Regions from separate parts of the Homo sapiens genome. Here all the other regions are linked to region 5. A link is a loop called in an ENCODE intact Hi-C map of the cell type or tissue named here. Cell type or tissue: GM12878. All regions are shown on one strand. Region 1 overlaps FBXW7 (F-box and WD repeat domain containing 7). Region 2 has its middle 19 kb from the start of TMEM154. Region 3 overlaps FBXW7 (F-box and WD repeat domain containing 7). Region 4 overlaps TMEM154 (transmembrane protein 154). Region 5 has its middle 18 kb from the start of MIR4453.

Region 1 (5,000 bases), 94 kb after region 5:
GGTAATGGTGGAGTTTAAACTTACAACGAAGTTTCTGGTGACATGTTTCCTAGTTTTCACAGAAAACATTCTTTTTTTTTTTGAGACAGAAAGTCTCACTGTGTCGCCCAGGCTGGAGTGCAGTGGTGTGATGTGTCGGCTCACTGCAACCTCTGCCTCCTGGATTCAAGTGATTCTCATGCGTCAGCCTCCAAGTAGCTGGGATTACAGGCGCCCACCACCACGCCCAGCTAATTTTTGTATTTTTAGTATAGATGGAGTTTCACCATGTTGACCAGGCTGGTCTTGAACTCCTGGCCTCAAGTGACCCACCTGTCTCAGCCTCCCAAAGTGCTGGGATTACAGGCATAAGCCACCACACCCAGCCAAAAACATTCTTTATAATGATACAAGTAATATACCAGACAAGAAATTACTCAGTGTACTATGTGAGATTAAAAAAAAAAAAAAAAAAAGACTGGAAGTGGAAGTGGGAGTACTTCAAATTCTTGTCTGATGAGGTAAAGATTTTAACTTGGTGGAAGGAATAGAAATCAAGGATGTGAGAAATTTTTCATTAATTAGAATTTCGAGATTCTTCTTTTAAGAATGCAGTGATGCTAGTGAAGTGGTTGAGTGAACCATCTTTCAGCTAACAATTATAAGATCTGGACAAAATATTGAAAGAAAAACTTTAACTGTTTTAAAAGCCATGGAAAGTAACCAAAAAAGCAAAGCCAGATGAGAGCCTCCAACTGCAATGTGTAATTGTATGTTTGTGGCTTTCTTGCCTTATGGTGCATTTTCGCCTCCTGTCTTTCAGTGGCATAGGAAAGAAGTTACGGGTAGCCTGGCAGTTGGAAATTTACTCAGGGGAATCATGGAAGCAATAAGTAAGATCCAAAATCTGAGTGTAAACTCTGTCCAAATCATGGCTAATCACGAAACTATACATGCATAGGGGAGACCCCAGGGGACCCAGTGTAAAAACAGGCAGAAACAAGAGCGGAATCTGCTCCTGAAAGAATTGAACCCTGTGAGATTTGTGATTGCTTCTTTTTTTGACAGTACATTTCTCAACTTGCATGCAATTTGCGTGGCCAACAGCTGGCTTGAGGTATCAGAGCACAGAACATATTGTTGACAGAAGAGTTAAAATTTAGGGAACAAACACTGAAAGCAAGATAACATCAGAGGATGTAGGCCACACATCTCAGTATAATCTCTGCCCATTTCCTTCACTGACCACCAGACTACCCAGGTGCAGAGGGGATGCCCTGGGCATCAGGTTAGAAGAAGGAAGCAGCTGGAAGGTGAAAGAACTAAGCAAAATCATTGTTGCTTACTATAAGGGAGACACACAGTAAGTCCTCACTTAACATTATTGATAGGTTCTTGGAATCTGACTTTAACTGAAACAACGTATAACAGAACATTTTTTTCTCATCAGTTGTATAACAAAGCAGTGTTAAAGGAAACGACAGTATTCAAGGACCTTGCTGTTTGTGTTTTGCTTCAAGTTGCTGTTTCCAAGACCTATCGATGGTATTAAGTGAGGACTTACTGAAGTTTGCAGTTTGAGTCCATACGAGCCCATTAGAATCATACAACATGAAAACCAAATGGTCCTTTGAAAGATTGCGACAAAATCTGGTTGCTATAACTTGCTATTTACAATGTGTATTTTCAACTAAAAATTATTAGATATGCAAATAAAGTGGAAATATGACTCATTTTCAGGTAAAGAAAATCATTCAATAGAAATTAACCCCAAGTATAGCCAGATATTGGATTTAGCAAGCAAGGACTTTAAAATAGCCCTAAATATAATCAGAAGAATTTAAGGAGTCCTATGTTCAAAGGATTAAAGAAAAATACAGTCACCCCTCTGTTTCCATGTTTCTGCATTTGCAGATTCAACCAACCGTGGATCAAAAATAGTTGGGAAAAAACATAATAAAATTTACAGTACAGCAATAAAAAATAATGCCAATAAAAAACAATAAAGTCTTGTTCAGTGAATAGATAGGAGATCAAAACAGAGAAACAGATACTGTAAAGAAGAAGCAAAAGAGAATTTTAGGGTTGAGATCAGTAACTGGAATGAAATTTTTATATTATATTTTATTTTATTTTATTTTGTGGTGGAGTCTTGCTCCGTCGCCCAGGCTGGAGTGCAGTGGTGCGATCTCGGCTCACCACAACCTCCGCCTCCTGAGTAGCTGGGATTACAGACATGCACCAACATGTCTGGCTAATTTTTGTATTTTTAGTAGAGACAGGGTCTCACCATGTTGGCCAGGCTGGTCTTGAACTCCCTCCCGACCTCAGGTGATCTGCCTACCTTGGCCTCCCAAAGTACTTTGATTACAGGCGTGAGCCACTGTGCTCGGCCAAGCAAAACAGTTGTTTGGAGATGGCAAAAGAATCAGTTAAAGATAGATTAATAAAAGTCATCTATTTGAAAGAGAAAGAATGGAGAAAAATAAGCAGAGTTTGAGAGACCTTTGGGGTAATACAATGTTTGAACATGCATCTAAATGGAGTCTCAGATGGGGAATAAATAATGGCTGAAAACCCCCACAACTTTGGTGGAAAGTATCAATTTACATATCCAGGAAGCTCAGCAAACTTCAAGCAGGATAAACACACACAAAAAAACAGATGTTAGCACATAAGTGGTCAAATTGCTCAATACCAGAGAATTTCTTGAAAGTAGCCAGAAATATCTTACCAGAAACAATGGCGACCTCTAGCCATGGATATGGTATATTCAGCTGAAAGGCAAAAAGCTATCAAATAAGAATTCTGTGTTCAGCTAGAAGTGAAGGTAAAATAAATACATGTTCAGATAAACCAAAACTGGGAAATTTTCACCAGCCAGCCACCATTGCAAGCATTTCTAAAGGAATCAATTTCAAGGGAAATGGCACCAGATGGCAAGTACCATCTACAGGAGGAAATCAACATCAAAACTAGTAAATACATAATTTACTCTAATTTTTATAAACTATATTTTTCCTTATTTTAAAAACAAGTACCTGTGACTTGAAGCAAAAATTATGATGCTGTATTGTTGGGTTTATAATGGAGTTTGGGAATTTACATATTGTACAATTTTTAATATGTAATGACATACAAATTAACGTGTTAATAGTCTTCTAACTTATGAACATGGTATATCTCATTAAGGTTATTGTTTAATTTTAGTAATGTATAATAGGTTTCTAAAAAACTTAAAAATGTGGTAAAATATGTACAAAATAAAATTTGCCATTTTAGCTGTACAATTTGGTGGCACAGTTGCATTCACAGTGTTGTTCGTTCATTACTACTTTTTCCAGAACTTTTCTATCATTCCAAACAGAAACTCTGTACCTACTAAGCAGTAATTTCCCATTTCCCTTCCCCGAGTCTCTGGCAGTGTCTAATCTACTTTCTGTCTTTATGAATTTGGCTATTCTGTATTTCATATATAGTAGTCCCCCTTATCCACAGTTTTGCTTTCCACAATTTTGGTTATCTGTGGTCATCCATGGTCTGAAAATAGGTGATTATAGCACAATAAGATGTTTTGAGAGACCACATTCATATAACTTTATTACAGTATAATTGTTCTTTTTTATTATTGTTGTTGTTAATCTTTTACTTTGCCCAATTTACAGATTAAACTAATAAGTATATATGTATAGGAAAAGACATAGTATATATAGAGTTTGGTTCTATCTGTGGTTTCAAGCATCCACTGGGGGGTCTGGAACATATGCTCTGTGGATAAGTGGGGGACTAGTGTACTTCCTGCCCTACCCCTTGGTTTGGAGTCGCTGCTGTATGAATATAAGGGCAGTCTGCCTGTGATGTGACTCTCCATTGATCACCTGGGTGTATGAATTAATTGCTGTCTATAAAGAGTCTTGGAATGACTATTGAGTTTGCTCTGTGTATGTATACATACAACAGTATGGCTACTGTTGTAGCTGATTTGGCTATGATACTGTAGTATCTTATTTGCTCCAAAGAGATGGAGTAGTGATGAAATCTGGTTTACTAGGTGGAAGCTAGTGTAAAAATGGGTACTCTGTTTTATTGAATTAGCTTGATTGGAAAAAGTGAAGTGCTGATGGTTTTGAAAATATGATGATAATGATGTCATCCTTCTGGTTTAAATATTTTGTAGCACTTGTGGTAGATTGAATGCTGGTGTCGGTAGTAAAGTCATGCTGCAGTTATAGTCTGAACCAGCTGTACTGTTTTGGGTAGTAACTTAGACAGTAGAGAACACCACTTTTCTAGGCAGGGCTCCTCACCTCTCCTAGGGGGCCATTTCACTGCATCTTGGAGTGAATATACAGAGAGGAAGTAGCTAGATCCTAATTTCTACAAGTTATATCAGTTGGGGAACAGTTGTGGTTGTCAACCTGTGTTAGGGCTGTATTGGTTTTGCTTTCAGTTGTGCTATAAAGTGGAAAAAATTGAATTGTTTATTTATCTCTTATTGTGAAACTTTCCTGTGGCCCATAGAAGTGGCATAGCAAGCTGAACATAGCTGGGTTTGTTCTTCATTGCAAGATCCTACCCCCACCTCCCTTTCTTTCCTGCCTGGTTTCTTGTGTCCATACTGCAAGCTCTTTTTCCCAGTTAGAAGTAAGTTAGTTCACTCTTAATAGAGCTGATTTACAAAGGAATTTTATGTGTGTCATACTGTTTGATTCTCTGAAAGGTAGATATGGGACTGTGGTAACAATCCAGCATGATGTTAACTGTGCTCTCATTTTTAAATGTGCAAATGGATGTATGTGAAATGGTGGTTTGTCTGATACAATATTGGCTGCTAAGACATGTCTGACCTAGAGCCTAGATGTGTTGGCTTCTTAATAATGCTGGATGATGTATATCTGGATCATTCTTTTTAATTGACTGAGATGATGCGTATCTTCTACCTCTTGAGAGTTAGGAATGTAAAGGGCAAGTGAAAAATTTGTTAGATGCTCTTAAAAGATGAAAATAGATGTGCTCCATCA
Region 2 (5,000 bases), 140 kb before region 5:
GTAAAGATTTCATGGACACTTATCACTTCCCCAATCAATACCCTTGTGATTTCCTATGCCTGTCTTTACTTTAATCTCTTAATCCTGTCAGCCGAGAAGGATGTATATCGTCTCAGGACCTTGTAATAATTGCGTTAAGTACACAAATTGTACAGCATGTGTGTTTGACCGATATGAAATGTGGGCACCCTGAAAAAAGAACAGGATAACAGCAATTGTTCAGGGAATAAGAGAGATAACCTTAAATTCTGACTGCCGGTGAGCCAGGCAGAACAGAGCCATATTTCTCTTCTTTCAAAAGTAAATGAGAGAAATATCTCTGAATTCCTTTTCTCAGCATGGAACGTCCCTGAGAAAGAGAATGCGCACCTAGGGGTAGGTCTCTGAACTGGCCCCCCGGGGCGTACCTGTCTCTTATGGTCGAGATTACAGAGGTGCAATAAACTCCAGTCTCCCATACCGCTCCCAGGCTTATTAGGAAGAGGAAATTCCCGCCTAATAAATTTTCGTCATACCGGTTGATCTCAAAACCCTGTCTCCTGATAAGATGTTATCAATGACAATGGTGCCCAAAACTTCATTAGCAATTTTAATTTCGTTTCAGTCCTGTGGTCCTGTGATCTCGCCCTGCCTCCACTTGCCTTTTGATATTCTATTACCCTTTTAAGTACTTGATGTCTGTCACCCACACCTATTCGCACACTCCCTCCCCTTTTGAAAATCCCTAATAAAAACTTGCTGGTTTTGTGGCTTGTGGGGCATCACGGATCCTACCAATGTGTGATGTCTCCCACGGACGCCCAGCTTTAAAATTTCTCTCTTTTGTACTCTGTCCTTTTATTTCTCAAGCCAGTCGACGCTTAGGAAAATAGAAAAGAACCTACGTGATTATCGGGGCAGGTCCCCCGATAACAATACACCATGGGAAATCTGCTACAGTGTTGAATTTGCGGTAGGAAGAAAAGCTACAGTGGAGAGTGGAAGATCACCAAAAGATCATCTCAGAGAGGATGTGAGTCTGGGATGGAGTTGGTTCAACATTAGGGCCAAGATATTATTCAGGAGAAATATTTTCAGCAAGGACCCAGTGGAAATGTAGCAATGTGGTGCCTGGCTCTCAGCCATCAGATGCCCAGCTGCCAATAGATGTCATGCTCCCTAACCTGCGAGGGAGGGGCTGTGAAGTCATTTTTAATCTGCATGCCCCACTCCCACAAGACAGTCTGACAGTGATAGATACAGCTCAAGAGAAGTGCTGAGAATGCCACAGGCTGACTCTCCCAGATAAAGAACATGAAATGATTTCATTACTTTTGCTCTCCCTGACAGCTCTCTAGAAAACAATCATTGGTTTAAGCAACCAGCCTCCAGGCCAGAACCAGCAGGCCTAGGGAAGGAGTGACTTTTTTGTTTTTCTCAGGAGGATTGTCTAGGTGAAGTGCTTAGGGCATGAGACCTGGGCCAGAAATTGCTTTTACTCTCATGGTCTTATTCTGAAGATTTATTTGCAGGCTTAGGGATGTTCTAGTTGCAAATAATTATCTTTGCTCAGTGAATGATTCCCCATCCTCATCCCTTACATGAATTCACATGAAAGAAGGCATATTTCTTCCCTTTCTAGCCCCAATAGCATTAGAGGTCACAGTTGGTTTTATTCTTGGGGATACAGAAATAGCCACCCATTCCCTTTAACTGGGTGCATGGTTTGGCCCAAGGCATGGGGTGTGACCGAATGAATTTACCCCAACCCAGGTCATTCACCTGATGGTTTGTGTTCTGCTGGAGAAAGATCTCCACTGGAAAAGGCCTGGACCTGAGGCTCATTCCAAAGGGCCCTGGCTTAACACTGCAGAATCCTCCTTCCAACCTGCACAGCTTTGAGCCTTCACTGTACCAGGGTCTCTAGAAGACTTACACGGATAGAGAATTTACTACTCTATCTAGGGCTTCGAACTGTAGCTATTAATTTTTGAATGTTTTTAAAGCACTACTGCAAAGTCTAAGTTTTGTTCATTTATTTCTTTAAGTATTTATTGTGGTATATATAATGTTGTTATAAATCATTTAGATTTATGAGTTGGTGTATTCCACTCTTATGCATGCCCTGCAGAGCCTAAGAACCCTAAAGAGATAATTATTATATATGCTCAGTTCTTAGACGTCCTTGAATAGTGTTCTCACCATGCATAGAAAACACGAGCCCCAGGGGAGTTTTGGTAGCCAGCTTGTTTTCTCCTTGAATTGGACATAGGTGGGAGGATGTTTTTTTCCTTCCTGCTCCCAAAGAACTCTTCTTTTCTTGCATAGAGAAGAATATAGAACTAAATATTTAATTAGGAGAATAAACACCAGGAGCTTGTAAAGAACTCAGTGTGAAGAGAGAAGGATAAGAAGTTTAAGGCAGGTGAAGAAGCTTCTTACACATATCTATCAAGAAAAATCATAACATTTTGTCCAGTCATGGTGGCTCACACCTGTAATCCCAGCAGTGTGGAAGTTTGAGGTGGATGGATGGCCTGAGCTCAGGAGTTTGAGACCAGCCTGGGCAACATGGTGAAACTCTGTCTCTAATAAAGAGACAGAAAAAAAAGAAAAGAAAAATCATAACATTTAGAAAAACAAAATAAAGAAAATGTAAAAGTCACCCATAATTTCACCACTCTGAGTTCATCATTGCTCACATTTTGGTGTATACTCTTCTAGGCTGTGTAGGTTGCAATGTGTGAATGTGCATTTTTGCATGCATGTGGTTTTTTTTTTTTTTTAACAAAAAGTAGTACACTGTGCATGATTGTAACTTGCTTTTTAAAATTCAAATATATTGCCTGACAAAGACAAGTAAAAATAAAATAAAATAAAATTCAAATATATCACAACCATTTTTTATGTCCATGTACAACAGCATAAGGATGTGCCACAATTTACCCAACTAATTCCCTCTAGGTTAGGTCTTTGCATCAAGCTAAATAGACAACCAATAAGTCCTAAATGATTCTGGCACCAAAGTTCAGAAAAGAGCTTTATGAATTAGAAAGAAATTAAGTGCAATGCCCATAGGCTGAAGACGGGAGGCTCACTAACCCTGAAGAATGGGGGAGAGAAATGTGCTAAGGGGCTAAAAATTAGGGTGGATAGAATACAAGTTAGGGAATGGATCTAAAATAGTTGAATCTGTGATGTCAAAAAAATATATAGTTTGGAAGCTGAATATTCTAGTTGTTTTCCTAGGAAAGTTGTGTAACCCTTTTGAGCCTCAATTTCTTCCTCTGTAAAATGGGAATAATTGTTTCTCTATCAGAGTGACTGTAAACATAAAATAAGGAGTTATACAAGACTCTGAACACTGCCTGTCATAGAATAAGTGCTCAATATTTCTTAGTTCCCCTGCTCCACTTCTACCTCTTTGGGTTGTATTGCTCTGGGAAAGTGTGTGGAAGCGAGGCTTGGACTCTGCACTGTGAGTGGACTTGTGTGCTAATGTGTTCTGATAACACAGGGGCCAGTTGCTTGGAAGGTGGTCAGAAATTAGTGAGTTTCATGCAGATGATTTTTCAAGTTAAATAAAACTTCTCTGAGTCTGAGGTCTGAATGAAAATTCTCTGGGTTTGAGGTCTTACTGAAGTGTTTTCCTTTCACAGCTCTAGTTGGCTGGCAGGTGTGGTATAACACAGTCATTCTCAGAGTGTGGTTCCCAGACAGCAGCAGCATTACCTGGAGCTTGTTGGAAATGCAAATTCTCAGGCCCCACCCAAGACCTACAGAATCAGAAACTCTGGGGCTGGATCCAGCAATCCGTGTTTCAACAAGCCCTGCAGGTGATTCTGATCTCAGAGATTGACTAGTGTGGCAAGAGTCCTGGAAACCCAGAATCCCTAGATCTGGAATATACTCTAGCTTACCATTCACTGTGGGGCCTTGGGCAGGTCACTTCCTTCCTCTAAACCTTCATTTTCTCACCTGGACAATGGGAAGATAATATCTTCCTCGTGACCTCAAATGATTGTTTCACAGGCCCAATGAGTTTAGAAAGGAGAAAGACATTCAATTAATGTATTCTAGAAATGGAATGTATACTTACTATTCTTGGTTCTTAGGCAGGGCAATGTAGAAAGCATCCCTATGTGATGAAGAATGGTTCTATTTTGATCATTGAAAGAAGAGTCTGTGCCCTCCTTGGAAAATCTCACTGGATGCTTTAACAGCCACCGTGGTAGTTTCTCCTATGCAAACCTAAATCCCTGTGCAAGGACAGTCAGTATCTCAAAATGTAAGGATGATATCAGTCACTGGGAAAAAAAAAAATTCTGGCAAAGTAAAAAACCCTTAGACATACAGAGTAATGTTTATTATTTGTTCTCCTTTTTCAGTCCTCAGTGAAAATAGAGAACAGCAAGTCACCCCTTAGAGGTGCACACCCCTCATCTACATGAATGGTATTACGTTGTCTCAGCCCTCCTTTCTTTCCGGCCGCACAGTTGTGCTTTCTTTCACCTCTGCTCAAAGGCTTCATTGTGCTCCCCTTTATTAGTCATCTTGGTTTCTCTTCTCTGAACCATTTCCAGTTTCTTTAGCCACAGCCTCCTATGACGTTCAGTCCTCTTCAGTTCTGGAGCCCAGCATATACTTATTAGGCTGGTGCAAAAGCAATTGCTGTTTTTGCAATTAAAAGTAATAGAACCATCAGAGAGGGTGACCACCATCAGAGAGGATGACCTCATGGTTCTAGCACACTCCACGGACAAAGCACTGCCCTGATGCCTCAGATCAAGGCTATGGCTCCTGGAGAAGCACTGGTGTGGATCAGTTTTACCCTAACTTCTCTTGTCATTCATGTTTTATTTTCATTTCCCTTTGTGTACCATCTTTTGTTTGTGTCTAATGATCTTTTCTATTCTCCCAACTTCTTTGATTTCCTAAATAGAAAGTAAATTTAATATATTTATATTTGCACAGATATTTAGAATAAATGCTCATAAAAAGATTGGAAGGAGAAACACCAG
Region 3 (5,000 bases), 53 kb after region 5:
ACTAAAAAATGCAAAAAATTAGCCGGGCGTGGTGGTGTGCATCTGTAATGCCAGCTACTTGGAGGCTGAGGCAGGAGAATCACTTGAACCTGGGAGGTGGAGGTTGCAGTGAGCCGAGATTGCGCCACTGCACTCCAGCCAGGGCAACAGAGCGAGACTGTCTCAAAAAAAAAAATTTAATAAGGTAGTGTCTCTTATATCACATGGCTCATCTAAAGCTAAAGGGAAATAGTAATTTTTCACATTTTGAATCTGTTGATTTTTCGTATTATTAGAAAGGTCTTCCATATGATGGATGGTGTCTTAATTGAATATCTTCCACGTGTTGTAAAGTATCTATTTTAGTATTCCTCATAATTTTCTAACAAAATTTCTATAATTGAAATAATTTCTTTACCATCTCTTTATGTAAATGTGATTTTCTTTCTTTTGGCGCAAGAATTTAAGCCAGTTTATAGCTGACCAGAGTTACAAGCCCAGATTTGTTAAAAAGCTTTTAAACACGTTTGTTGTACATTTACTTCTGACATTGTTTGGCTAATTTTGTTGCTTTTCTTCTGATTGTAGAGCAGAAAGTTCTTATAAAATTCACTGTGTATTTGTTGAAAATGTCTCCTAATATTGTCTACTTTACTTGTAAAACTTTAAAACCCAAGAAATAGCTTTTAATTTTGCTCTGTCACAGCTAATTGTAATTGTCATTCATTAGAAAATTTCTAGCATACCTTCTTCCAGTTTCTTTTTACTTTACTGTTCTGGTGGTAGCATTAGCTTCTGTATCTCTACTTGATTGTGTATTGCTGTAATGCCTTCTTTTTACTTTTAAAAATGTGTCCTCCTCTTGTCCATTCATTTTTAAAGTAAGAAAATTAATTATATTCAAAATATTAAAATTAAAAAAAATAAAAAGTATTGCGATTGAGTTACCAGTTGTGATTTACATAGGCATCACTGCAACTTGTGTTATTTGTGAAAAACGTATTTAAGTAAACGCAGTACGGTGTTAGATTGATGAGTAGAAAAATACTCATTCTAACTGTAAATTAGTTAATTTTTACTGACTAGATCAGTATTTTTATGTGTAATACTAGAAATGACTCACTGTATCCTGAGATGTGGAGTATAATATGCAGTACAGTGGTCACAGTGAAATGTAGTACTGCCAAAAGAATAAAACTTTCTTTAGTAGAAGGACATTTTACACAGCTTCAGCTTTTAAATTTAAATTAAGTACAACTAAATAAAGCTAAAAACTCAATTCCCTGGTAACACTAGCCACATTTCAAGTGCTTAGTAGTCACATGTGGCTAATAGCTAATATATTAGAAATTAAACCTTTTGAGAGTTGGTTATGTATGTGATTAAAGTATTTTGGTTACTTGGGACTAGAGATTACAGTCATTTTTGATCAGGCTGATGTCATAGGAACAGTACCAAGGGGACTTCTGAATCAAGCACCCTAGAAAGAGCTACTTAGAACTACTTGCATTTTCTTTGTGGCATCTCTTATAGGCATGAAAAAATTTCAAACATTTTTCATGGATAAAAGGATTTAATCAGAAAAGCATTTGGATATACATATTTGAAATCATAGCTTGCCTGTATGTTACTAGAGTAGTTGGAGAGTGGAAAAGTATCTATATTCTAAAGACTGTTTCATCATTTGGGTGAAAAACCAAAAAAAGAGAGTAATTTTGTTTAATAGCTCTTTCACAAATAAAAAAAAGAATGTTCATCTGTAGAGACCTATCGAGATCTCATCAGGTTTACAACAAACTTTAGATTAGCAAGCTCAATTTCAGTTGACATGGATTGTGGAAAGATTTTCAGTGGAGCTCAGATATTTAATATCCTGAATTTGGATGAATATACAATTTCTAAAATTAAGTACTTCAACTCCTCTGTGGTTTTAAAACCAGTAGTGGCCATATCTTGACTAGTTATTAAAGCACCAACCTTTTTTTCTTTATTACTTTGCTTTTATCCTTTGAGCAAGTTAGGCAATAAGTTCTCCATGTTTTTGATTTCTACAGAAGTAAATGAATGTTATTGCTGATGTTTATTTCATTCTGTCTTGATCTCATGATATGAGAATATAAGGAGATGTCTGAAAACTTGTTTTAAAAATCCTATGAAGCATAAGTTCATGAATAAAGAAGGAAGTGGAACTTGTCTTGAGAGAATTTGCCTATTTAGATGGTTTCCAAAGTGCATTCTGCTAGTCACTAGAGATGGTCCTTGAAAGAGTTCTGTAATTAAGTTTGAAGAAACACTGTGTACCATAATAATGGCCTATTGAATATTTTACCATGCACATTAATATATCAAAGGCTTTGAGATATCTTACAAGAAAGAAACTTGCTAAAGCTTGTCTTCCTGCATGTCTTAAGCTTCTTCCACAGTGACTTTAAGTCGGACTTGTCTATCCTGTGAGAAATGCTGCCCTCTAGAGGCACAAATTCAATTGCTCTTAAATTTGAGTACCATAATGCTGCCTGATCTTAGTGTGAAGTTGTGATAATTAATATTAATCAAATGCATGGTAACAAAACCAAATAGAAGAAATCTTATGTTGCTTAATTTTAAGAAAATATGAGGAAACAGAATTGCAATTTATAAATACCCACTTTTTAAATTGTACATGTGATATTTTTGGCTGCTAATAATCTTTTGAATACATTTCTGTATATGGGGAATTGCGGACACATAGTACTTCAAGTCTCCAAACTCTGAGTCTCTCCTGCTAGCAGAAGCCATCCTTCCCTGTGTTAACAACCTTGCTTAAGACAGTTACCATCCATGGGGAAGCTAGTTTCCTCATACCCCTTCCCACGATACTCATGTTTCCATACCTGTAACTGGAGTCAGACTATATCATGCTGCACCTTTGCAGTCACAATGGGAAGAAAAGGATTATATGTAATTTTTTTAAAGTTTTTTTTTTTTTTTTTTTTTTTTGCTGACAAAGCAGCAAAACCTTCAGGAATATGTACAGAAATGGGTGATGATGATGATGTGAGAGAGAAAGAAACATGCTTTTGCATTTGGCTGAATGTATTGGTATGGTGCAGTTATCAGAGATTCTGAATTCATTGTTCTCGTTCAAGTAGCCAGGAGTGGTTCTAATTGTTTGCTCCTTTGGTCTCAGCATTGACTTATACTAAATGAAGTTGAATGCCTAAAAACTCATAGCATAATATAGAGGAAGAAGTCAAAAGATTAAAGGAAATAGAACTGATGGAGTGGATTTATCACTGTGACCATTCACTTACCTCCCCTATTCCCTCTCCAGTATTCTCTACTAAGAGGTCTGGAAGACACTTCATTCACCAACCTAATGAGAAATACTTTGAGGGCAGTGCCAGCATATATGAAAAGTAATTCAATTGCTTTTGTCTGTAGGCTGGAGGAGATACTTTCATTGAAATTGTCTTTTTTACTTCAGGGGGTGTGGCCAGATTCTAGGTAAGGTCCAGGCATCATTTTCATAAGGTAGCTTGACAGGCATGATGATCAGAGATGCACTGACTTGAATTCTTTTTGGCTGTGACTAAATGATCATGGATCCCTACGTCTAAAATAGAGAGGAAGCCTATTAAGATCCTACTTTATCTGTATGAGCAAAAAATTTTAGGTCTCATAGGAGAAGGCCTTACTTGAACTACCATAAGAGTGAGTTGGCCAGCCTGGGCAACATGGTGAAACCCTGTCTCTACAAAAAACACAAAAGTTAACTTTTGTGTTTTGGGCATGGCTGCGTGAGCCTGTGGTCCTGGCTGCTCAGGAGGCTGCCCCCTTTTTGCAGTTTACTTCATGGGTTATATGAGAAAACAGGAAGGAGGGGGATATCACCGAGAGATTCTGATATTGGAGCTGTGTGCAATAACTGATAAGTCTCTGGTTCTTACCTCCATATGAGGAACAGAGAGAGTCTTGTTTGTACAAGGCTTAGTTATAATCTGTCAGGTTTGAGGATCTTGATTGGAAGCATAGACTTGATCTGTATTTGTGGTTTCTCATTTCAAATAGCCTCTCAATGTTGGATAAATTTGCATGTTCATGTTTTATAGAGTCAGAACTCAATTTCCTAGTATTCCTTGCAGCTAGGGCACAAGCATATGACCTAGGCTTTATTGATCAGATGCATCTGTGTAAGACATGAATTCAGGGTCAGAGAAATGCAGGGTAACAGCTCTTGCCTGGAATTGCTTTCTAATGTGCATGTTGAGTGACAAGATATTGAGCTGTTTAGAGGTAGCAGTGACAGAGATACTAGTGAGCCTTGTTGTCCTAGGCTCAGCTTTCATGGTACTAGGGCTGAAGGATGGGAACAATTTGGTGGGGAGACTTAGGTATTTTTCCTGGCATCATATCTCCAAGTGGATTCTTCAGTTCTCTGATAATTCTTGGAATCCCCTAATATATTAATAAATTTATTTTCTCTTGAAACCACCTCAAATAGATTCTGTTTATAGCTTAGAGCCCTGATTGATCGTCTAACTTTAAAGATTTTATTTATCGTCAAAATATTTTATTTTTCTAATTGAGATCTAAAAATTGTCAAGCACTTATACTCTATTTTTTCCCTTCCTAGAGCTCTGCAATCCTTTGCTGTCATTTTTTCTTACCAGGAATGCCAATTTTTGTACCTTTTGAATTGCTTTTTCTTCTTTGCTACTTGGCTTGAGCTCCACTATTGTTATGAAACCTTTCTTATACCATCCCAGCAGCCTGATGGATTTTTTTCTTCCTCTGAATTCCAGTAGCACTTGTTTAGACATTAAGTGCAAGGTGTTTTTTTGTTTTGTTTTGTTTTTCTGTATGCATCTTAGCTTCCGCACTAAATGATAAGCTCCCTGAAAACTAGTACTATGCCTCTTTATATCGCTTGCATTGTCCAACAGAATGTCTTGCACCTATTAGATTCAAGGTTCAGCACAGTCACCCTCATAATATATAGTGATGAGAGTTGCTGAGAATCACAGTGATGCCAGGCTGAA
Region 4 (5,000 bases), 83 kb before region 5:
GTTTATCTTCGGACCCTTTTCCTGCGTCTCCCCCCTAAACCTCACTTAAGAATTCACCATCCCAAATCTCTCCTCACATCACACCACCACAGTCTTACTCAGACAAACCTCAGCTCTGATGCCAAAGTCTATACCTATTGTAGATTTAGGTCAATATCACCACCCTAGGCATTTTCATGTTAAGATTATTGCCAGTTCAGGAAGGATTCTATCCTATTTAAAAGAGATTCCAGGTCATGCTTGGTGGCGCTTGCCTGTAGTCCTAGTTACTTGAGAGGCTGATGTGAGAGGATTGCTTGAGCCCAGGATTTCAGGATTGTAGTGAGCTATGATTGTACCACTGCATTCCAGCCTGGGCAACAAGCAAGAGCAAGACCCTGTCTCTAAAAGAAATGGGGAGAGAGAGAGGGAGAGAGAGGGGGAGAGAGAGAGAGAGAGAGATTGATTAACAAGCAGGTGGAAGAAAACAACAATGCCAGGGGGAATATTACAAAGGAATATTTTCCCCATGTTTTGATCTTACCTGGAAATATGTAACTATATATGTCTGGTATAGGGCTCAGATCACTACTAAAACTCCATAAATATCTTAAGTATCTTATTACTCTATCACTGATGAGCAACCTCAATGATGCTAAAAACTACCCTCAGTGGTTTTTACATTCCTGCCTTTTGCTCTTTGAAATTGTTGGCAACATGGAAGAAGCTTAACATTACAGAATTGTATGGCAGTGAAATCTTCTTAAAAATCAGATTTTTGGCCAGGCAATGTGGCTCATGCCTGTAATTCCAACACTTTGGGAGGCTGAGGCAGGCAGATCACCTGAGGCCAGGAGTTCGAGACCAGCCTGGCCCACATGGTAAAACTCCATCTCTACTAAAAATACAAAAATTAGCCAGGCGTTGTGGCGGGCACCTGTAATCCCAGCTACTTGGGAGGCTGAAGCAGGAGAATCCCTTCAACTGGGAAGGCGGAGATTGCAGTGAGCACTGATCACACCATTGCACTCCAGCCTAGGCAACAAGAGTGAAAGAAATTCTGTTTCAAAAAAAAAAAGTCAGATTTTTGAAATAATGAGAAAATGAGCTAGAGCCTTCACATAGTTAAATGATTGTTTTAAAAGGGAAGGTCTACATTCCACTGTGGGTCCAGAGCTGTGTGGCATTCACAGGATGGCTGTCAGGCCTTCACTTTATGCCCTCTCGTAATGCCAGCACCAGCATTCGAGAACCAAGAATGGCAAGTCCCAGATCTTTGTACCACTAGGCACTTTCTGATTACTTCAAAGGTTATTATGATATTGCAAAGTTAATTTTTTATTCATTAAAAAATCTAAGAAAAGTACATTGGATTTAGAACAAAGCCCAGAACAAAGTAAGTTCTCAATAAGCACTGGTTATTGCTAGTATAATTATTAGGAAGTTAGGACTGATGTACAGAAACTCACTGCCTTTATACTAAGACCCAGCTCACTGGATTAAAAAAAAATTCACTTCCTTTATCCTAAGCCTGTATCCTAAGACCCAGACACATCAATACTGGTGGGCGAAGCATTATTTTTGTCCCTGTGTTCCCTGGTGGTTTCTTTCTGGACCTACCAATCCTGGGAAATCAGGAATTTGTTTGATCTACTATGAGACTTTCAGTTCTCCTTAATTACTGGCATAGGCCCATTAATGTTGGTGATTTCAGAATAGTCCACTTATCACTCTGGAGTTTTTTGGTGTTTTGTTGTTTTGTGTAGAGACAGACTCTCATTCTGTTGTCTAGGCTGGAGTGCAGTGGTGTGATCCCAGCTCACTGTAGCCTCAACCTCCTGGGCCTAAATGATTCTCCCAACTTAGCCTCCAGAGTAGTTGGGACCACAGGTTTGTCCACCATGCCTGGCTAATTTTATTTTACTTTATTGTGGTGACAGGGTCTCCTTATGTTGCTCAGGCTGCTTTCAAACTTTTGGGCTCAAGCAATCCTTCTGCTGCCTTGGCCTCCCAAAGTGTTGGGATGACAGGAGTGAGCCACTGTGCCTCGCCCAGTCTGAAGTTTTTAAAAGGATAGTAACACCTTATAATTTGGATAATCTTTCTTTTCTGTCATAATTTTATGTACATTTCTTTTTCCTATCCTAATGTTTTAATTAAATTGATAATCCATAAAATGTTTACTTTGAGTATCTACCCTGGGACAAAAATAAGATTTCTTTTTTCTCTAAAAGCTTGTGAATTGTTATAGATACAGGTGGAAAGTGCATTTGTGGGTCATTGGACTTAGAAGACTCATTTTAAGACCTAATTTGAATGCTTGTTTGTTCTTTAGACTAAAACAAGTCACTTTAGCTCTCTGAGTTTTAATTTCTTCATCTTGAAAAATGGAAATAAGAACATCTGTCCTTCTAGTTTCACAGGATGATATAAGAGAATGAAACCACCTAGCTAGGTTTTATTTTTATCTTAATTTTTTTTTTTCGAGACTGAGTTTCATTCTTGTTGCCCATGCTGGAGTGCAATGGTGCAATCTTGGCTAACTGCAGCCTCTGCCTCCTGGGTTCAAGCAGTTCTCCTGCCTCAGCCTCCCAAGTAGCTGGGATTACAGGTACCCACCACCACGCCTGGCTAATTTTGTATTTTTAATAGAAATGGGGTTTCACCACATTGGTCAGGCTGGCCTTGAACTCCTGACCTCAGGTGATCCATCCACCTCAGCCTCCCAAAGCGCTGGGATTACAGGCGTGAGACACCGCACCCGGCAGTAGCTAAGTTTTAAAGCACCACGCAAGTGAAACTAATTATTCTTATGCAGTGGCAATTGTTCTTCCCCCTCCCACACTGGGATTTTAAAAGATTATTTTTAGGGCAGTTTTAGGTTTACAGCAAAATTGAGCAGAAAATACAGAGTTCCCATATACCCTCTGCCCTCACACATGCACAGCCTCCCCCATTATCAACGTCCCCCATCAGAGTTCTACATTTATCACAATCAATCAACCTACATTGACACACCATTATCACCCAAAGTTTTCCATTGGCTTTTACCTTGTGCATGATTCTTCCTCTGTCATTGAAGTAGTATACAGGTGAATTTAATGCTTCAGAAAGTATGTAACAGTCATTAAAAATTGAATTTAGTGGAAGACACACTTCTCCTTTCTCCTGATAAACAAAGCCTTCTGGAATTCATTTACAGGGTTCCACTTTCCTTGATGCTAGAAAGACATGCCTGACATAGAACCTCTGTTATCTATTAAGTCCATAGAACCTACGACCACCATGCTTCTGGGAAAAGGGAGTCAATCTGATAACCATCCTACACTGAATATACCACATTGTGTGCAAAGACTTCAACTCTTCAAGCTTGTCTTGTTAGGGTCTGTAATCTCAGGCCTTTCAGAACTTTATCCTTGTCTCATTGGCCAGTCTTGTTCATTACTTTCCTCTGTCCTCATTGAATGGATATTCTTCCTGAGCTATGGAATCCGAAAGACAGCACAGGATTTTAATAAGGACCAGAGATGTACAAAATACTATGAGAAGTGGACACTATGGTTTTCATGTTTGAAAGAAATCAATAGGAAAAGCAACAAAGGAATCATGGGGGAGGGGAGTGTTTCATATTCTTATTTTCCATCTTAGCATCTTTTCCGTGATTCATACCTGCTATGTGCCTGGCACTGCCCAGGGGCAAAGTGTCAGTGGGAGGAGGGTGCTAGGAGGGGTCTGCCCTCAAGTTGAAGAGAATTTCATCCCTGATCTGGTTAAGCATTGCCAACACATGGTAACGACAGAAAACAGATCCTTTTGGTTGGTTTTATTATTGTTTTAACTTCTGTGTAGAAAACACACTCCCTTATTGCCTAACCCCACACTCACAACACCCTCCCAAATGCCACTAGATAGTGGTGCAAACAAGAAAAAGTCCCTTTTATCATGACTCTTCCAATCTAGCCAGCCTCTTCCTTCTTCTGGAGGCATTTGTAGTTAGACGGTTTCCTGAAAGCTTCGTGTTTCTGTCTCTGCAATCTCAGATGAATAACCACAGACAAGGAATCGCAAATATTAGCCAAATGCCTGTCTTCTTTCCTCTTATATCTCTTGACCACAGGGATGATTTTACATTAAGCAGCAACATAGGGAAAGATTAGGGAAAGAATTAGATGTGGTTCTGCTCAAGTGGATTTATAATTTTGAAAATACAGTAATAATTACAGCAATAGTAAGACATTTACATCACATTTTCTATATGCTAGTGCCTAAGAAATTAACTAAGAGAGAGTGACAGTATATCTGTTCTTATAATAATTCTACTGTTTATTCTATAGTTTATGTTTCTGAGCTCGATGTCATTATAAAAAGGAGTTGCTTCACTATTTTTCAGGAAAAATTTAGGTTAGTTTAATAGAGAATTTTGTGGATTTCTTCCTGTTTCATCCCTTCTCTTTGTCATTTTTTGAGAAAGTATAATTTTTGATGTAGGTTTTCAAAAGACATTTATTGAGCACTTAATATGTGCCTGACACTGTCTACATCATGTCAAAACAACCAGTTAAAAATAAAATAATTTGAGTAAACTTAGAACTCAGAGAGGTTAAGTGGCTTGTTCAAGTTCACATGGCAGGTTCGTAGCTGATAAAGCTCAATCTAGAGAAAAGTTTCTTTTAAAAATGTATTTTCATTCTCTTTTATTATTTTGTTAAAATAAGAGATATTTCATAAATTAAAAGACAAATTATAGATTAGAAAAAGAAGAACACTCAGCAGCAAGAAAGCCAGCCACCATGAGGCTAATACAGGAAAGTACTCGGTGAATGGTGTGTCTGTCACTCAGCACAGTCATTGACAACACTTAACCATTAATTGCAAGAAAACAGCAGTTTTATGCGAGCTTTTTTTGGCCTGTCTGCTCAGTTAAATCTTTGTGACCACTTCTAATTTTTTTCTTTGTGCAGAGGCTGCTTTCCTCTTTTCTTCTTTAGTCCCTCAAAGTCATTTAAACGTATATAGATCCT
Region 5 (5,000 bases):
AAACAGAGGGAAAAATCTCAGTGACTGGGGGTTTGACAAAGATTTCTTAAATATAACACAAAAAGCTTGGACTATAAAAGAAAGAAAATCAATCAATTGGGCTTCATAAAATTAAAATACAAATTAAAACCACAGGGAGATACCATCACACGCCTGATAGAATGGATAATAGTAAAAAGACTGACCAAACTAAGCATTGATGAGAATGTGGAATTCTCATGTACTGCTGGTGGGCATGTAAAATGACACTCTGAAGAATGGTTGAACCATTTCTTTACAAATTACATACATACCTGCCAAATGTAAATGTATATGAATACTTATGCAGCCATTCAACCCTTAGGTTTTTCTCTCAAGAAAAACGAAAGCGAAAGTCGAAACAAACATGAGTCCACAAATGTTCCTAGTAGCTTTATTTGTAATAGCCCCAAACTGGAAACAACTCAAATATCCATCAACAGGTGAACAGAAAAACAAATTGTGATAGACCCACACAATGGAACTCAGCAATTAAAAAAAAAACAATCGTTGATACAGGAGGGAAAGAAACCAACTCAAAATAATTACGCTAAGTGAAAAAATCCAGACCAAAAAGATTTGTCTAATTATTTCCTTGTGATGGTGTTTAACTTACACCTCTATGTTTTGGAAGTTAGGCCTAAAGGCTTGATTTATTTTTGGCAAGAATACTTCCTAGATCATGCTGGGTCCTTCGTATTGTATCACATGAGGAGGTAAATAGGCTGTTTCACTGGGTGATGCTAAATTTGACTGTGTGTTTAAGGTGGTGATTGCTAGATCTCTTTCCTATGAAGGTATATTTTTTCCTTAGCAATTAGCAAGCAATCTGTGTGCTGTGCTTTAACCACAAGTGAATATCTTGTTTGGCATTTACTTTTTCCTAACAGTTTTAGTGTCCATTGGTAATCCTTGCCTAAATTGATTATTCCATTGTTTGTTTGTTTGTTTGTTTGTTTTAAAAAAGGATTGATTTTAAACATTCTGTTATTTCTTCTCGATGCATTAGCTGTTTTCTTCTTAGGCAATTGAAACCGAAAAGTTTTTGAATGGAACAACTTTTTCATGTTTGATTCCCTTGACAAATTCATATTTGCTTCTTATGGCTCCACTCAATTAACCTCTCTTCTCAAATTCTAATAATTTCCTTCTCCTTCCTAACTTCCTAGTCACAGAGGCTGTTTTCAAACTATATTGCAAATATCACTTTTTTTCATTCACTCATTCGTTCTAAATTTTTTTTGTGTCCATACTATGTCTTAGGCACTGTTCTGGGTATAAGGATGTATTATAGTGGCAAATAAATCAGATGAAGTCCCTGGCCTATATTCTAGTGGAAGTGGAGAGACAGATAAGAAAATAAATATAAATATTGGCTAGGCGCGGTGGCTCACGCCTATAATCCCAGCTCTTTGGGAGGCCAAGGCAAGTGGATTACTTGAGGTCAGGAGTTTGAGACCAGCCTGGGCAACATGGTGAAACCTTGTCTCTACCACAAATACAAAAAATTAGCCAGGCATGGTGGTGCGCACCTGTGGTTCCAGCTACTCAGGAGGCTGAGGTGGGAGGATTGCTTGAGCTCAGGAAGCAGATGTTGCAGTGAGCCAAGATCACACCACTGCACTGCGCTCCAGCCTGGGCAACAGCGCCAGACCCTGTCTCAGAAAAAAAAAAAAAAAAAAAGAGAGAAAGAAAGACAAAGAAAAGAAATAGAAATATAATAGAATGACAGGTAGAAGTAAAAGAAAGCAGCTGAAGAGGACGGGCAATGATGAGGAAAGGTGATGAAGCTATTTTAGACAGGAAGTCATTGGAACATGTATAGCTGACAGCCATCAGTGCCCTGCCCACATCCCCCAGGTCCTTTGGGATGATCTAGTATAAGCCAGTGTTACTGGAAGCATCTGTGACTCTCTGCCTGTGGCCCAAGGGCTTCTTTCTGTCTCTGTGGCAGGTCCATGCTGGGGGAACAGCTCTTACCCAAGGGCAAATGGGAGTTGAAAGACAAACACCCCAGCTTTCCTGCCCCCCGCTGGGTGGGAAAATTTTGATGTGTATTCCACATCTCCCAGAGGTTTTTGGTGGGACTGAGCCCCAATTGTTCTCAGTGGGTAACTTGGCGATTAAATATTCTGCTGGCCTCTTTCCTTTGCTGGCTCAAGTCTTCACTACTCTACTAGTTCTTCCTGGTACATTTTACACTTCAAACATACCACTTGTACTCAAATCCTTAGTTTTGGAGGAACCTAGCCTAAGTCAGGAAGTCTTAGGAATGGCCCAAGGCAGAAGACCCTCAGAATGAGATTCTAGCATTGGGTCACTTGCTGGCCAACAAAGAGCAGGTCAACAAAAACCCCATCACTGTTAGTAAGTGGGGCAGTGATGATCTCTGGAGTGCTATAGCATCACTATTACTAAGAGTCTTGCCTGTGATTAACTGCGGTAGTGTGTAGGTGGCGGGGAAATGCACTGGCTGATAGAGTAGCTCTTGAACTGAAAGATACAGGGACAATGATAATTATGAGAACTGTGGAGCTGGTTGCTTGTTGTTAACTGCTAGAGAAGCCACAAAGGAAGGAAATAGCAGGCTCAGGTGAGGTAATCATTGACTTAGAGCATGGGTTAAAAGCCAGAAATCTTTCATGGCATCATTTAAAGGGAGTCTCATCTGTAGACAGAGGGTAGAATGAGCTGAAGAATAAGACCCCAAGTTTGATCTTAAATACAACAGAGCTAAAAAGGAGACTGAGTTCACAGCCCACCAGCTTTCTTTCTTTCTCTTTCTTTTCTTCTTTCTTTCCTTCTTTCTTTCTTTTTCTTTCTTTCTCTTTCTTTCTTTCTTTCTCTCTCTCTCTCTCGCTCTCTTTCTTTCTCTTTCTTTCTTTCTTTCTTTCTTTCTTTCTTTCTTTCTTTCTTTCTTTCTTTTTTTTCAGGGTCTCACTTTGCCACCTAGGCTGGAGAGCAGTGGTGCGAACATGCCTCACTGCAGCCTCAACCTCCTGGGCTCAAGTGATCTATCTACTCTCACCTCAGGCCTCCAAGTAGCTGGGACTATAGGCATGCACCACCATGCTCAGCTGATTTTTTTTTTTTTTCATAGAGACGAGGTTTCACCATGTTTCCCAAGCTAGTCTCCAACTCCTGGCTCAAGCAGTCCACCCACCTCAGCCTCCTAAAGTGTTTGGATTACAGGTATGAGCCACTGTGCCCAGCCCCCAAATTTCTAATGCTAAAGCAAGGGACCTGAAAAAGGAGAGGGGCCCTGAGAGTTCCGATGGAGATATTTGGGTAGATGGGCTCAAGGACCTTAAAACCCCAGATTCCTCTTAAAACTGAGAGTGAGAATACTCTGGAGCCTTTCTCCTTGCTAGGAGAAATCAGACTTCTGGTGCTCGGAGACTATGCCAAGGCCTCACGTAGCAAGGGCAAATGCCTTGCAGGATGATGCTTGTCTCTAAGATCCATCCCTACCTCTCTTCATTTCTTCTAGACCAATAATGAGAAATCTTATTATGAGCCAAGCGAGGAAATACTGTTATGTGAAGAAAGGGGTTATTCACCAAAAGCACTGCAAAACCTGGCAAATAGGTACTAGCAGGAAGTGGGAGAACTCTCCTGGAAATGAATCTTAAAGGTGCCAAATCAGGGAGGGCAGAATATAAGACTGAATAGTGGACAGTTTGTTAATACAGGTGTATTATTCAGTGACACGGGACTCACTATCCTGGTAGAATGCCCAGAACTGTACCTAATACATTGCAGAAACAGCTCCTTGAAACTTGAAAATAATGATCAGATGGAGATGCTGGAACTTCTTAGAAGAGAGATGAAGAAGAGGTCAGCAAGTTCAAAGAGATTAGAAGTAAGAATGCATTTTTTTTTTTTGAGACACGGTTTCACTCTGTCACCCAGGCTGGAGTGCAGTGGCACAATCTCAGCTCACTGCAGTCTTGACTTGCTGGGCTCAAGCGATCCTCCCACCTCAGCCCTCTGAGCAGTTGGGACTACAGGCATGCACTACCGTGCCCAGCTAAGTTTTGTATTTTTTGTAGAAATGGGGTTTTGCCATGTTGCTCAGACTGGTCTTGAACTTCTGGGCTCAAGCAATCTACCCACCTCAGCCTCCCAAATCCCAATCCCTCAGCTGGGATTACTGGTGTGAACCACGGCACCTGGCCAAGAATGCATTTACTATGTAACACCAGAGAACCCACCAGCCAACAATGTTCCCTGGGAGGTCCTAGAGGACACTCCCTTATTAAAGTGATAAGCAATATGCTAGTATATTCTGAGAAGCTCAGAACTGCTTGTCCTCTAGATCAAGATTGATGGTAAGAAATGCCCCAGAGTAAATGGGAATAACAGAATTCTAGCGGCCAGGTTGGTGGTACTAGACCATCAGAGGCCCTGGCAATATAATTATGGTTACGTGTATCAGCCTGAATAAGTTAGGAACCTAATATTGAGTAGGAAACAAGTGAATCCCAGCAGAACACATGAGTCATTCAGATTTTGAAAATATGCAAAATGCCTTTTGGCTCTCTGAGCAGCAAGAACAAGTGCCTCACGAAAGGCAGCAAAAGGGGAACCAAGAAGAAAGTGGTTGATCTATTTTCTTTTTTTTTATTTTTGAGACGCAGTCTTGCTCTGTCACCAGGCTGGAGTACAGTGGCGTGATCTTGGCACACTGCAACCTCTGCCCTCCGGGTTCAAGCGATTCTCCTGCCTCAGCCTCCCGAGTAGCTGAGACTACAGGTGAGCGCCACCATGCCCAGCTAATTTTTGTATTTTTAGTAGAGACGGGGTTTCACCACGTTGGCCTAGATGGTCTCGATCTCTTGACCTCGTGATCCACCCACCTTGGCCTCCCAAAGTGCTGGGATTACAGGCATGAGCCACCATGCCCGGCCTAGTTGATCTAGTTTCTAAGAAAGACTGGTATGATGTGAAAGCACCTGCTATGTTCAACATAAGAAATATTG

The links. Peaks named below come from ENCODE experiments on the same cell type or tissue, not always from the same donor. Only the 100,000 strongest peaks of a DNase experiment are listed, where the experiment ranks them.
Region 1: a loop joins it to region 5, with 3 times the contacts of the local background. A loop is called at or near these places in 2 of 110 quality-filtered maps.
Region 2: it touches region 5 in a loop (4-fold over the local background); 2 of 110 quality-filtered maps call a loop at or near these places.
Region 3: a loop joins it to region 5, with 2.2 times the contacts of the local background. A loop is called at or near these places in 3 of 110 quality-filtered maps.
Region 4: a loop joins it to region 5, with 5 times the contacts of the local background. A loop is called at or near these places in 5 of 110 quality-filtered maps.

What each region holds. Positions count from the first base shown.
Region 1 is chr4:152,458,373-152,463,372 of GRCh38, reverse strand. The region is part of intron 2 of FBXW7 (F-box and WD repeat domain containing 7); the gene reads left to right. Among named protein-coding and RNA genes, the nearest start is that of MIR3140, 29 kb to the left of the region's middle. RefSeq lists an enhancer at 1,031-1,080. In GM12878, a CTCF peak has its summit at 2,726; DNase peaks (open chromatin) are centred at 1,242, 2,642 and 4,402; H3K4me3 peaks cover 1,367 bases; H3K27ac peaks cover 3,965 bases.
Region 2 is chr4:152,696,612-152,701,611 of GRCh38, reverse strand. No RefSeq gene overlaps it. Among named protein-coding and RNA genes, the nearest start is that of TMEM154, 19 kb to the right of the region's middle. RefSeq lists enhancers at 386-897, 4,369-4,418, 4,449-4,678. In GM12878, a CTCF peak has its summit at 3,075; DNase peaks (open chromatin) are centred at 3,642 and 4,531; H3K4me3 peaks cover 217 bases; H3K27ac peaks cover 1,517 bases.
Region 3 is chr4:152,498,455-152,503,454 of GRCh38, reverse strand. The region is part of intron 2 of FBXW7 (F-box and WD repeat domain containing 7); the gene reads left to right. Among named protein-coding and RNA genes, the nearest start is that of MIR3140, 12 kb to the right of the region's middle. In GM12878, a CTCF peak has its summit at 2,440 (motif pointing left); a DNase peak (open chromatin) is centred at 2,404; H3K4me3 peaks cover 495 bases; H3K27ac peaks cover 2,111 bases.
Region 4 is chr4:152,635,010-152,640,009 of GRCh38, reverse strand. All of the region lies in intron 6 of TMEM154 (transmembrane protein 154), which reads left to right. Among named protein-coding and RNA genes, the nearest start is that of TMEM154, 42 kb to the left of the region's middle. In GM12878, no CTCF peak of the experiment used is centred here; a DNase peak (open chromatin) is centred at 2,339; H3K4me3 peaks cover 412 bases; H3K27ac peaks cover 2,210 bases.
Region 5 is chr4:152,551,932-152,556,931 of GRCh38, reverse strand. It overlaps the pseudogene RPS3AP18. Among named protein-coding and RNA genes, the nearest start is that of MIR4453, 18 kb to the right of the region's middle. RefSeq lists enhancers at 2,138-2,287, 4,522-4,731. In GM12878, no CTCF peak of the experiment used is centred here; DNase peaks (open chromatin) are centred at 2,521 and 4,541; H3K4me3 peaks cover 2,366 bases; H3K27ac peaks cover 4,729 bases.